Linked DNA regions of Homo sapiens: region 2 is linked to region 1. Evidence: read pairs that join two places in POLR2A ChIA-PET (ENCODE). Cell type or tissue: Panc1. All regions are shown on one strand. Links, peaks and the distances in the headings refer to the core of each region. The heading gives the core; the rest is flanking DNA. Region 1 overlaps SUGP2 (SURP and G-patch domain containing 2). Region 2 has its middle 32 kb from the start of HOMER3.

Region 1 (5,326 bases), core at 1-5,000:
ATCCTGGGGAGGCTGACTCTGTGCTTAGGGGCGGCAGTCAAGTCCAGGCCAGAGGTCGAGCTCTAAACATCGTTGACCAGGAAGGTTCCCTCCTAGGAAAGGGGGAGACTCAGGGCCTGCTCACAGCTAAGGGGGGTGTTGGGAAACTTGTCACATTGAGAAATGTGAGCACAAAAAAAATACCCACCGTGAATCGTATTACTCCCAAAACTCAGGGCACTAACCAAATCCAGAAAAACACTCCAAGTCCTGATGTGACCCTGGGGACAAACCCAGGGACAGAAGATATCCAGTTCCCCATTCAGAAGATCCCTCTGGGGCTGGATCTGAAGAATCTTCGGCTCCCCAGAAGAAAGATGAGCTTTGACATCATAGATAAGTCTGATGTTTTTTCAAGATTTGGGATAGAAATAATCAAATGGGCAGGATTCCACACCATAAAAGATGATATTAAATTTTCCCAACTTTTCCAGACTCTCTTTGAACTTGAAACAGAAACCTGTGCTAAAATGCTTGCCTCATTCAAATGTTCCTTAAAACCAGAGCACAGAGATTTTTGCTTTTTTACTATCAAATTTTTAAAGCACTCTGCTTTGAAAACACCCAGAGTTGATAATGAGTTTTTAAACATGCTTTTAGACAAAGGTGCTGTGAAGACCAAAAATTGCTTTTTTGAAATCATAAAGCCTTTTGACAAGTACATAATGAGACTTCAAGACCGGCTTCTGAAGAGTGTCACACCTTTGCTTATGGCCTGCAATGCCTACGAGCTAAGTGTCAAGATGAAGACCCTCAGTAACCCCCTGGACTTGGCTCTTGCCCTAGAAACCACCAACTCTCTCTGCCGGAAGTCTTTGGCCCTTTTGGGACAGACATTTTCCTTGGCCTCTTCTTTCCGGCAGGAGAAAATCTTAGAAGCTGTCGGCCTGCAAGATATAGCTCCCTCACCTGCTGCGTTTCCAAACTTCGAAGACTCCACTTTGTTTGGGCGAGAGTACATAGACCACCTGAAGGCCTGGCTAGTCAGCAGCGGATGTCCCCTCCAGGTTAAGAAAGCCGAACCAGAGCCGATGCGAGAGGAGGAGAAAATGATTCCTCCTACGAAACCTGAAATTCAGGCCAAGGCTCCAAGTAGTCTGAGTGATGGTAAGGAAATCAGCCAAAGTTTCTATTTGTTGTTTTTCGTGTTTCTTTGGTAATGTCTTTTATTCGAGATTTTTTTACACAGAAGTTCTTTAGCCAATTGGAAACATATCAGGATTTTAGTAGAAAACGCACATTGGCCAATATATGTCTGCCATTCATTCTGTGAATGTGTATTAGGAATCTGCTGTTTACCATAGAAGTCTTTAGACAGCCGGGTGTGGTGGCACATGCCTGTAATCCCAGCACTTTGGGAGGCTGAGGCGGCAGATCACTTAAGACCAAGAGTTTGAGACCAGCCTGGCCAACATGGTGAAACCCCATCTCTACTAAAAATACAAAAACTAGCCGGGTGTGGTGGCACGCACCTGAAATCCCAGCTACTCGGGAGGCTGAGTTAGGAGAATCCACTTGGACCTGGGAGGCGGAGGTTTCAGTGAGCTGAGATCACCCCACTGCACTCCAACCTGGGTGACAGAGCAAGACTCTGTCTCAGAAAAATAAAAATTTTTAGACATTTTTAGGTCAAATACCTCTCTGGGAATTTGGTAGAAAGCTGTGGCCATTGCCAGAAAAAATGCTCATCTATTCACGCACAATTTTACCTATATCATCCGGGGGATTCGTACCTTTCTGCAGCCAAGGTTAAGAACGCTTGTTCCTTTTTTTTTCTTTTTAACCTTTGAAAAAAAGAAGGGTTGACTTTCTTTCCTTGTTTTTGTTTTTTTGAGACAGGGTCGTGCTCTGTCACCCAGGCTGGAGTGCAGTGGCATGACCATGGCTCACTGCAGCCCCGACCTCCTAGGCTCAAGTGATCCTTCCGCCTCAGCCTCCTGAGTAGCTGGGACTATAGGCATGTACCACCATGCCTGGCTAACTTTTTTTGTATTTTTTTGTAGAGAATCATGTTGCCCAGACTGGTCTCGAACTCCTGAGCTCAAGTGATCTACCTGCCTCAGCCTCCCAAAGTGCTGGGATTATAGGTGTGAGTCACTGCACCTGGCCTGGAACCCTTGTTCCAACATGTCCCCACAAGGTATTACTAGAAGGGAGAAAAGACACAGAGCACTGTCTCTGAGGAATCCCCAGGCTCCTGAGGGAAGAAAATCACAAAGACCAGTCACTTGTGAGCCAGGGGTGGTAGCATATGTCTGAAATCCCAGCTACTTGGGAGGCTGAGGAGGGAGGATTGCTTGAGGCCAGGAGTTCAAGGCTGCAGTGACCTATGATTGCATCTGTGAATAGCCACCGCACTCCAGCCTGGGCTAGAATCACCCTGTCTCTCAATAAACCAAAACAAAAAAACAGTCACCCCTGTGCTAGAATTAAAGCGACACAGGAGAGGCTCCAGTCTAGCCTGGAAAGTTGGAGAGGTCGTGCTTGAGCTGTATTGAGGGATGTGTAGGGAACAGCCAGGTCATTCCACATAGTGGATACACCTTTTCGCCCTACTCACTTTTGTAGACTGGCTAAAGTTGGTGAATCACTTAAGTACACCTGCTAATTAGCAGTTATCATTGGCTTTCTGGGGAGAGGAAAAGGCCAAGGAGGAGAAATAGAAGTGATGAGCTGTTTGGTTTCCCTCTTCCTTCCTCCTAAGCTCCCAGAATGGACTCTCACAGCCCAGACATCCCAGAGGTCACGAGCACACATGGTAATCATGCTGTCTTAACTCTTGTGATAGGGAGAAAGCACTTTTCCCACGATGTGGTTTTCACCTTCCATTGCCCCCAGTCCAGTGGCGAAGTCTCATTTGTTCCTGACTTTCTTTGCTCTTTCACCACCCTCAGGAAGCCCCAACAGCACTAGACACTAGATAGGTCCCACCACATACAGGTGGCCACACCTACTCCCAGAGAGGGATCCTTCCAGAAGTAGGCTCAGGGCTTAAGGGACCCTACTCCCCAATCCCTCACAAAGTGATGGCATACTGTATGAAGGAAGAAAAGTCACCGATAACCTAAAGTGGTTATAACCCACCCACTTACCCTCCCACAGTCTTTGATGTTCCCCCTGTTTTCCTGCAGCTGCAGGCATGCTGGACTGAAAATGCTACCGCCTGCTCTTCTACATGATTGCCAGAAAGCCCTCTTTGTTTCCACAGCCTTTGCTACATCCTGATATTGACCTAATGTAAATTACCTCACCTTTCCCTTGATGCTGGACTCATGCTGCCTTTTACTAGAGGTTTCTGAAGCCAGACAGACCTGGGTTCACATGTAGTTAGCATCTGCAAGCCTCAGTTCCCTGTCTGGATAGCGGGATAGGTGGCAGCAGGGCCCACATCTCATGAGGCTGCCCCACCGCTGCTTATGTTCCTGTTAGAAATGCTATAATGGGCCAGGCGCAGTGGCTCATGCCTGTAATCCCAGCACTTTGGGAGGCCGAGGCGGGTGGATCATGAGGTCAGGAGATCGAAACCATCCTGGCTAACACGGTGAAACCCCGTCTCTACTAAAAATACAAAAAATTAGTCGGGCGTGGTGGCATGTGCCTGTAGTCCCAGCTACTCGGAAGGCTGAGGCAGGATAATCGCTTGAACCCAGGAGGCAGAGGTTGCAGTGAGCCGAGATCTTGCCACTGCTCTCCAGCCTGGCGACAGAGCGAGACTCTGTCTCCAAAAAAAGAAAAAAAAGAAAAAAAGAAGTGCTGGAATGGGCTGGGTGCAGTCGTTCGCAGCTATAATCCCAACACTTTGGGAAGCTGAAGCAGGTGGATCACCTGAGGTCAGGAGTTCGAGACCAGCCTGGCCAACATGACGAAACCTGTCTCTACTAAAAATCAAAAATTAGCCTGGCATGGTGGCACATGCCTATAATCCCAGCTACTTGGGAAGCTGAGGCAGGAGAGATGCTTGAACTTGGGAAGTGGAGGTTGCAGTGAGCCTAGAGCGCACCACTCCACTCCAGCCTGGGTGATGAGCAAAAGTCCATCTAGAAAAAAAAAAAAAATGCTGGAATGACATCTTTGGTTGAATGCTTTGGTTATTACTGTTAGTTTTATTGTTTTTAATTCTCCTTGAAAGGGTACATTCTCAGGAGTAGGATTGCTGGGCCAAAGCTGTGACCCACTTTCTGACCCTTGTTCGTGGTCATCCTAGCTAAAGATGACCAAATTTGCAGGGGTCCCTAAATTTCATTGCTGACTGTAAACCTCAACATCTTTTGTAAAATCATGTAAAACTAGTAGCTCTGTAAAAAGAGAGCCATGAAAAAAAAAGCAGTTTCATAGGGGACATACTTGGAATAACGTGGCAGTTGAAGGATTGACTCATCATGTGTGAGGAGCTCACACTAGTGTTTAAAATAAGCTGAAAGCTGCAACATGGACACAGACGGGCACAGGACTATGCAATCATTTACAGAACAAACTGGAAAACCTCGCTAGTTCAGCAGTGATTTTAATTGAGTTGAGTGGCTGAACAAATAGACCATTCTTTGCTTTTTTTTTTTTTTTTTTTTTGAGATGGAATTTTGCTCTTGTTGCCCAGGCTGGAGTGCAATGGCATGATCTCGGCTCACCGCTATCTCAGCCTCCCAGGTTCAAGCGATTCTCCTGCCTCAGCCTCCCTAGTAGCTGGGATTACAGTCATGTGCCACCACACCTGGCTAATTTTATATTTTTAGTAGAGACGGGGTTTCTCCATGTTGGTCAGGCTGGTCTCGAACTCCTGACCTCAGGTGATCCACCCGCCTCGGCCTCCCAAAGTGCTGGGATTACAGGAATGAGCCATTGTGCCCGGCCATCATTCTGTACTTTTAAAACTAGACAATTGTTAGGAAACTAAACAATCTTACCATTCGAAGAAACATGTTCTGTGTTGCTGGCAGCATTGTAAATTTAAAGTCATATTGGAGGACATTCACACTTTAAAAAATATTTTGGGCAGGGCATGGTGTCTCATGCCTATAATCCCAGCACTTTGGGAGGTAAAGGAGGGTGGATCTCTTGAGCCCAAGAATTGGAGACCAGCCTGAGCAATGTGGTGAAGCCTCGTCTGTACAAAAAAATAAAGCTGTACGTGGTGGCGCATGTCTGTAATCCCAGCTACTTGGGAGGCTGAGGCCTGAGAATTGCTTGAGCCTAGGAGTTCGAGGCTGCAGTGAGCTGTCATGGGACCACTGCACTCCAGCCTGGGCAACAGAGTGAGACCCCATCTCAAAAAAAAAAATTTGCCTTTTTT
Region 2 (5,370 bases), core at 238-5,237, 51 kb after region 1:
TGTTGGCCAGGCTATTCTCAAACTCCTGACCTCAAGTGATCTGCCCGCCTCGGCCTCCCAAAATGCTGGGATTACAGGTGTGAGCCACCGCACCCAGCGGAATGAAGGTCCCATTTCTGTCGGATACATTCACAGAAGTGGAGTTGCTGCAGTGTATGTGGTCTCCTATCTGCATGCATGGTGTCCTTTCCATCCCTTCCCTGTCCACATCATGGTGTGTCATGCAGACACAAATCTTTTTTTTTTTTTTTTTTTTTTTTTCAGACAAGGCTTTGCTCTGTCACCCAGGCTGGAGTGCAGTGGTGCAATCATGGCTCATTGCAACCTCAACCTCCTGGGCCCAACCAATCCTCCTACCTCAGCTTTCCAAGTAGCTGTGACCATAGGCATGAACATGGGTTCATGCCACATGCCTGGCTAATTTTTGAATTTTTATTCTTTGTAGAGATGGGGGCTCCCTATGTCACCCAGGCTGGTCTCAAACTCCTAGGCTCAAGCAATCCTCCCACCTTGGCCTCCCAAAGTGCTGGGATTACAGGCATGAGCTACCACACCCGGCCAGACACTAATTTAACCAGGCCTCTCAGGCTAGATCTGTGGGCTGCTTCCAACTTTTCCTGGTATGAGAAATATTCGGCCAGGCGCGGTGGCTCACGCCTGTAATCCCAGCACTTTGGGAGGCCGAGGTGGGCGGATCACGAGGTGAGCAGATCGAGACCATCCTGGCCAACATGGTGAAACCCTGTCTCTACTAAAAATACAAAAATTAGCTGTGCTGTGGTGGCACATGCCTGTAATCCCAGGTACTCGGGAGGCTGAGGCAGGAGAATCACTTGAACCAGGGAGTCAGAGGTTGCAGTGAGCCAAGATTGTGCCATAGCACTCCAGCCTGGGTGACAGAGCAAGACTCTATCTAAAAAAAAAAAAAAAAGAAAAAGATATATTCTCCAGGTCAGGTGTGGTGGCTCACACCTATAATCCAAGCACTTTAGAAGGCTGAAGTGGGCGGATCACTTGTGGTCAGGAGTTTGAGACCAACCTGGCCAACATGGTGAAACCCCCATCTCTACTAAAAATACAAAAATTGGCTGGGCGCAGTGGCTCACGCCTGTAATCCCAGCAGGCTGGGAGGCCAAGACAAGTGGATCACCTGAGGTCAGGAGTTCAAAACCAGCCTGGCCAACATGGTAAAACCCCATCTCTACTAAAAATACAAAAATTAGGCCGGACATGGTGGCTCACACCTGTAATCCCAGCACTTTGGGAGGCCAAGGCAGGCAGATCACGAGGTCAGGAGATCGAGACAATCCTGGCTAACACGGTGAAACCCCGTCTCTACTAAAAATACAGGCGCTGGTGGGCGCCTGTAGTCCCAGCTACTTGGGAGGCTGAGGCAGGAGAATGGCCTGAACCTGGGAGGTGGAGCTTGCAGTGAGCTGAGATCGTGCCACTGCACTACAGCCTGGGCAACAGAGCAAGACTCCATCTCAAAAAAAAAAAAAAAATTAGCCTGGCATGGTGGCAGGCGCCTGTAATCCCAGCTAGTGAGGAGGCTGAGGCAGGAGAATCGCTTGAACCCGGGAGGCAGAGGTTGTAGTGAGCCGAGATCACGCCATTGCACTCCAGCCTGGGCAGCAGGAGTGAAACTCCATCTCAAAAAAATAAAATAAAATAAAATAAAATAAATGGCCGGGTGTGGTGGCTCATGCCTGTAATCCCAGCACTTTGGGAGGCTGAGGCGGGCGGATCACCTGAGGTCAGGAGTTCGAGACCAACCTGACCAACACAGAGAAACCCCATCTCTACTAAAAATACAAAATTAGCCGAGCATGGTAGCACATGCCTGTAATCCCAGCTACTAGGGAGGCTGAGGCAGGAGAATCACTTGAACCTGGGAGGCAGAGGTTGCGGTGAGCCGAGATCACGCCATTGCACTCCAGCCTGGGCAACAAGAGCGAAACTCCATCTCAAAACAGAAACAAACAAACAAAAATTCCTGCAGGACGCCTTACTCAAGACTGCAAATAAGAGAAACTCTCTCTCTCTCTCTCTCTTTTTTTCTTTTATTTTGCGACAGATTCTCAATTTGTTGCCCAGGCTAGAGTGTAATGGTGCCATCAGGGCTCACTGCAGGCTCAGCCTTCTGGGCTCAAGCGATCCTCGGCCTCTCAAGTGATCCACATCACCCGAGCTAGAGAAACCCGGGGTCCTGATGCCACAGTGGTAAGACCTGCCATGCCGCTGGAGAGCAATAATATGGCACCCACTGCATGCCAGTGCCGTGCCAGCACCAAAGACAGAAAGGGTGGCTCAGGAAGGTTCTGGATTTTGGATTTTAACTTTTGGCTGTAGATGGAGGGTGCTCTTATCTGCTTCTGGGCCAGTGGGACCAGCCCTTTCCTGCATTACCTCACCCCAGTGCTGGTGGGAGGACAGTCTAAACTCTATTCACAGAGCGTCAGAGAGAATGAAGCCCTCGGTTGGGTGTGGTGGCTAACACCTGTAACCCCAGCAATTTGGGAGGCCAAAGTGGGCGGATCACTTGAGCCCAGGAGTCCAAGACCAGCCTGGGCAACATGGTGAGACCCCTGTCTCTACACAAAATACAAAATTTAGCCATGGGTGTTGGTACATGCTTGTGGCCCCAGCTACTCAGGAGGCTGAGGTAGCTGAGGATCACTTGAGCCCTGGGAGTCGAGGCTGTAGTGAGCTATGATTGTGTCATTGCACTCCAGCCTGGGTGACAGAGAAATTTCCTGTCTAAAAAAAAAAAAAAAAAAAAAAATTCGTGGTGCTGGAGCCTCTGAGGAAATGCAGCGCGTAGGAGCTGGGGCTCCCCTGCCTGCACCCGGGGCCTCTGCAGATGACCAGAAAAACTGCCCCACAGGAGCTCAGACTGGCCAGGGGGCCCCAAGACCCACGCTGAAGGCCAGGTCCTGCCAAAAAGTGCACACGGGGTAACTGTCATTTCCCCTAATTAAAAAAATGTTGGTCAATTTCCTGATGGAGAAACAAAGAAGCAGAAAAGAAAACAAATAAAAACCCTGCAACCCCTCCCTTAATCGCTCAGCTCGCAGAGATAATCTCCGTTGGCATGTTCATGACCGCTTTCCAGCATTTCTTTGCCTGCATTTTCAAAACGGTCTTATTATATTTTTGTTCTTATCCAAGAAATGTGACTGTATTGGAGAAGAAACAGCCAACAAGATAAGCAGAGAGAAAAAATAAACAGAAATTATACCTCTCGGCCGGGCACCGTGGCTCACGCCTGTAATCCCAGCACTTTGGGAGGCCAACACAGGCAGATCACTCGAGGTCAGGAGTTTGAAACCAGCCTGGCCAACATGGTGAAACCCCGTCAACATGGCGTGAAAAAAAATTAGCCAGGCGTGGTGGCGTGTGCCTGTAATCCTAGGTACATGGGAGGCTGAGGAAGGAGAATTGCTTGAACTTGTGAGGCAAAGGTTGTAGTGAGCCAAGATCGCGCCATTGCACTCCAGCCTGGGTGACAAGAGTGAAACTACGTCTCAAAAAAATAATAATAAATAATAATAAACGGCCAGGCATGGTGGCTCACACCTGTAATTCCAGCACTTTAGGAGGCCGAGGCAGGTGGATCACTTGAGGTCAGGAGTTCAAGACCACTCTGGCCAACATGGTGAAATCCTGTCTCTATTAAAAGTATAAAAAATTAGCCCGGTGTGGTGGCAAACGCCCCGTAATCTCAGGTACTCGGGAGGCTAAGGGGAGAGTATCGCTTGAGCCCGAGAGTTTAACAGCATGGACAACATAGTAAGACCCCTGTCTCTAAAAAATAAACAATTTAAAAAAAATTTTTTTTTTGGAGACAAGAGTCTCCTTTTGTCACCCAGGCTGGAGTGCAGTGGCGCAACCTTGGCTCGCTGCAACCTCCACTTCCCGGGTTCAAGTGATTCTCCCGCCTCAGCTTCCCATGTGCCTAGAATTACAGGCATGCGCCATCATGCCCAGCTAATTTTTGTATTTTTAGTAAAGACAGGGTTTCTCCACGTTGGCAGGCTGGTCTTGAACTCCTGACTTCAGGTAACCCACCTGCCTCAGCCTCCCAAAGTGCTGGGATTACAGGACTGAGCCACCATGCTTGGCCAAAAGTTTTGTTTTTAAATTTAATGTTTATACTTCTTTCCTCTGCTTAAAAAAAAATACAACATACATCTCTTGGCCAGGCACAGTGGCTCACACCTGTAATCCCAGCACTTTGGGAAGCCGAGGAGGGCGGGTCACCTGAGGTCAGCAGTTCGAGACCAGCCTGGCCAATATGGTGAAACCCCATCTCTACTAAAAATACAAAAATTAACCAGGCATGGTGGCAGGCACCTGTAATCCCAGCTACTCAGGAGGCTGAGGTGGGAGAATCACTTGAATCCGGGAGGCAGAGGTTGCAATGATCCAAGATCGCTCCATTGCACTTGAGACTGGGCAACAGAGCAAAACTCCGCCTAGAAAAAAAAAACAGAAAAAAGTAAAAAGAAAAAAAGAATTCATCTCTCTCACACACATACACACTCACATAAACACACACATATATATACACACACACACACATATCTACAACTCATGTAGGACGGGAAAGGCTATCAGCCCCACCCACCCAGCAGAGCTCCACCTGAGGCAGGTCAGAACAGGAGACAAATTAAAGTTCAAGGCCGGGGCGGTGGCTCACGCCTGTAATCCCAGCACTTTGGGAGGCTAAGGCAGGCAGATCATCTGAGGTCAGGAGCTCAAGACCAGCCTTGGCTGACATGGTGAAACCCCGTTTCTACTAAAAATACAAAAATTAGCCAGGCGTGGTGGCGCATGCCTGTAATCCCAGCTACTTGGGAGGCTGAGGCATGAGAATTGCGTGAAGCCAAGAGACAAGTTGCAGCAAGCCGAGATCGTGCCACTGCACTCCAGCCTGGGAGACAGTCTCACTCTGTCTCCCCCAAAAAAAGAAAAAAAAATAGATATGTGATTCATCCAGAGTTCAGGCTTGATCCCTGACATGGATGAAACTGTCAAGTTATTGAGGCTAATTTCAAAAACTTTTTTCTGTGTGCTATTTTGTTTTAATTTTTTGAGACAGGCTCTCATGCTGTCCCCCAGGCTGGAGTGCAGTGGCGTGATCATAACTCACTGCAGCCTCCTGGGCCCAAGACAATTCTACCTCAGCCTCCAGAGTAGCTGATACTACAGGCACGAGCTACCACACCCGGCTACTTTTCAAAGTTTTTGTAAAGGCGGGCTGTCACTATGTTACCCAGGCTGGTCTCGAACTCCTGGGCTCAAGGGATCGATTGCTCCTGCCTTGGCCTCCCGAAGTGCTGGGATTACAGGCATGAGCCACCATGC

Evidence for each region. Peaks named below come from ENCODE experiments on the same cell type or tissue, not always from the same donor. Only the 100,000 strongest peaks of a DNase experiment are listed, where the experiment ranks them.
Region 2: POLR2A ChIA-PET joins it to region 1 with 6 read pairs; 4 of 35 experiments call an interaction of 5 or more read pairs at or near these places.

Annotation. Positions count from the first base shown.
Region 1 is chr19:19,020,439-19,025,764 of GRCh38, reverse strand. It overlaps SUGP2 (SURP and G-patch domain containing 2), which reads left to right. Exons shown (of 11, transcript NM_001017392.5): 3 at 1-1,146. Among named protein-coding and RNA genes, the nearest start is that of SUGP2, 10 kb to the left of the region's middle. RefSeq lists an enhancer at 1-530. In Panc1, for the core only: no CTCF peak of the experiment used is centred there; no DNase peak of the experiment used is centred there.
Region 2 is chr19:18,970,109-18,975,478 of GRCh38, reverse strand. No RefSeq gene overlaps it. Among named protein-coding and RNA genes, the nearest start is that of HOMER3, 32 kb to the right of the region's middle. In Panc1, for the core only: no CTCF peak of the experiment used is centred there; no DNase peak of the experiment used is centred there; H3K27ac peaks cover 3,032 bases.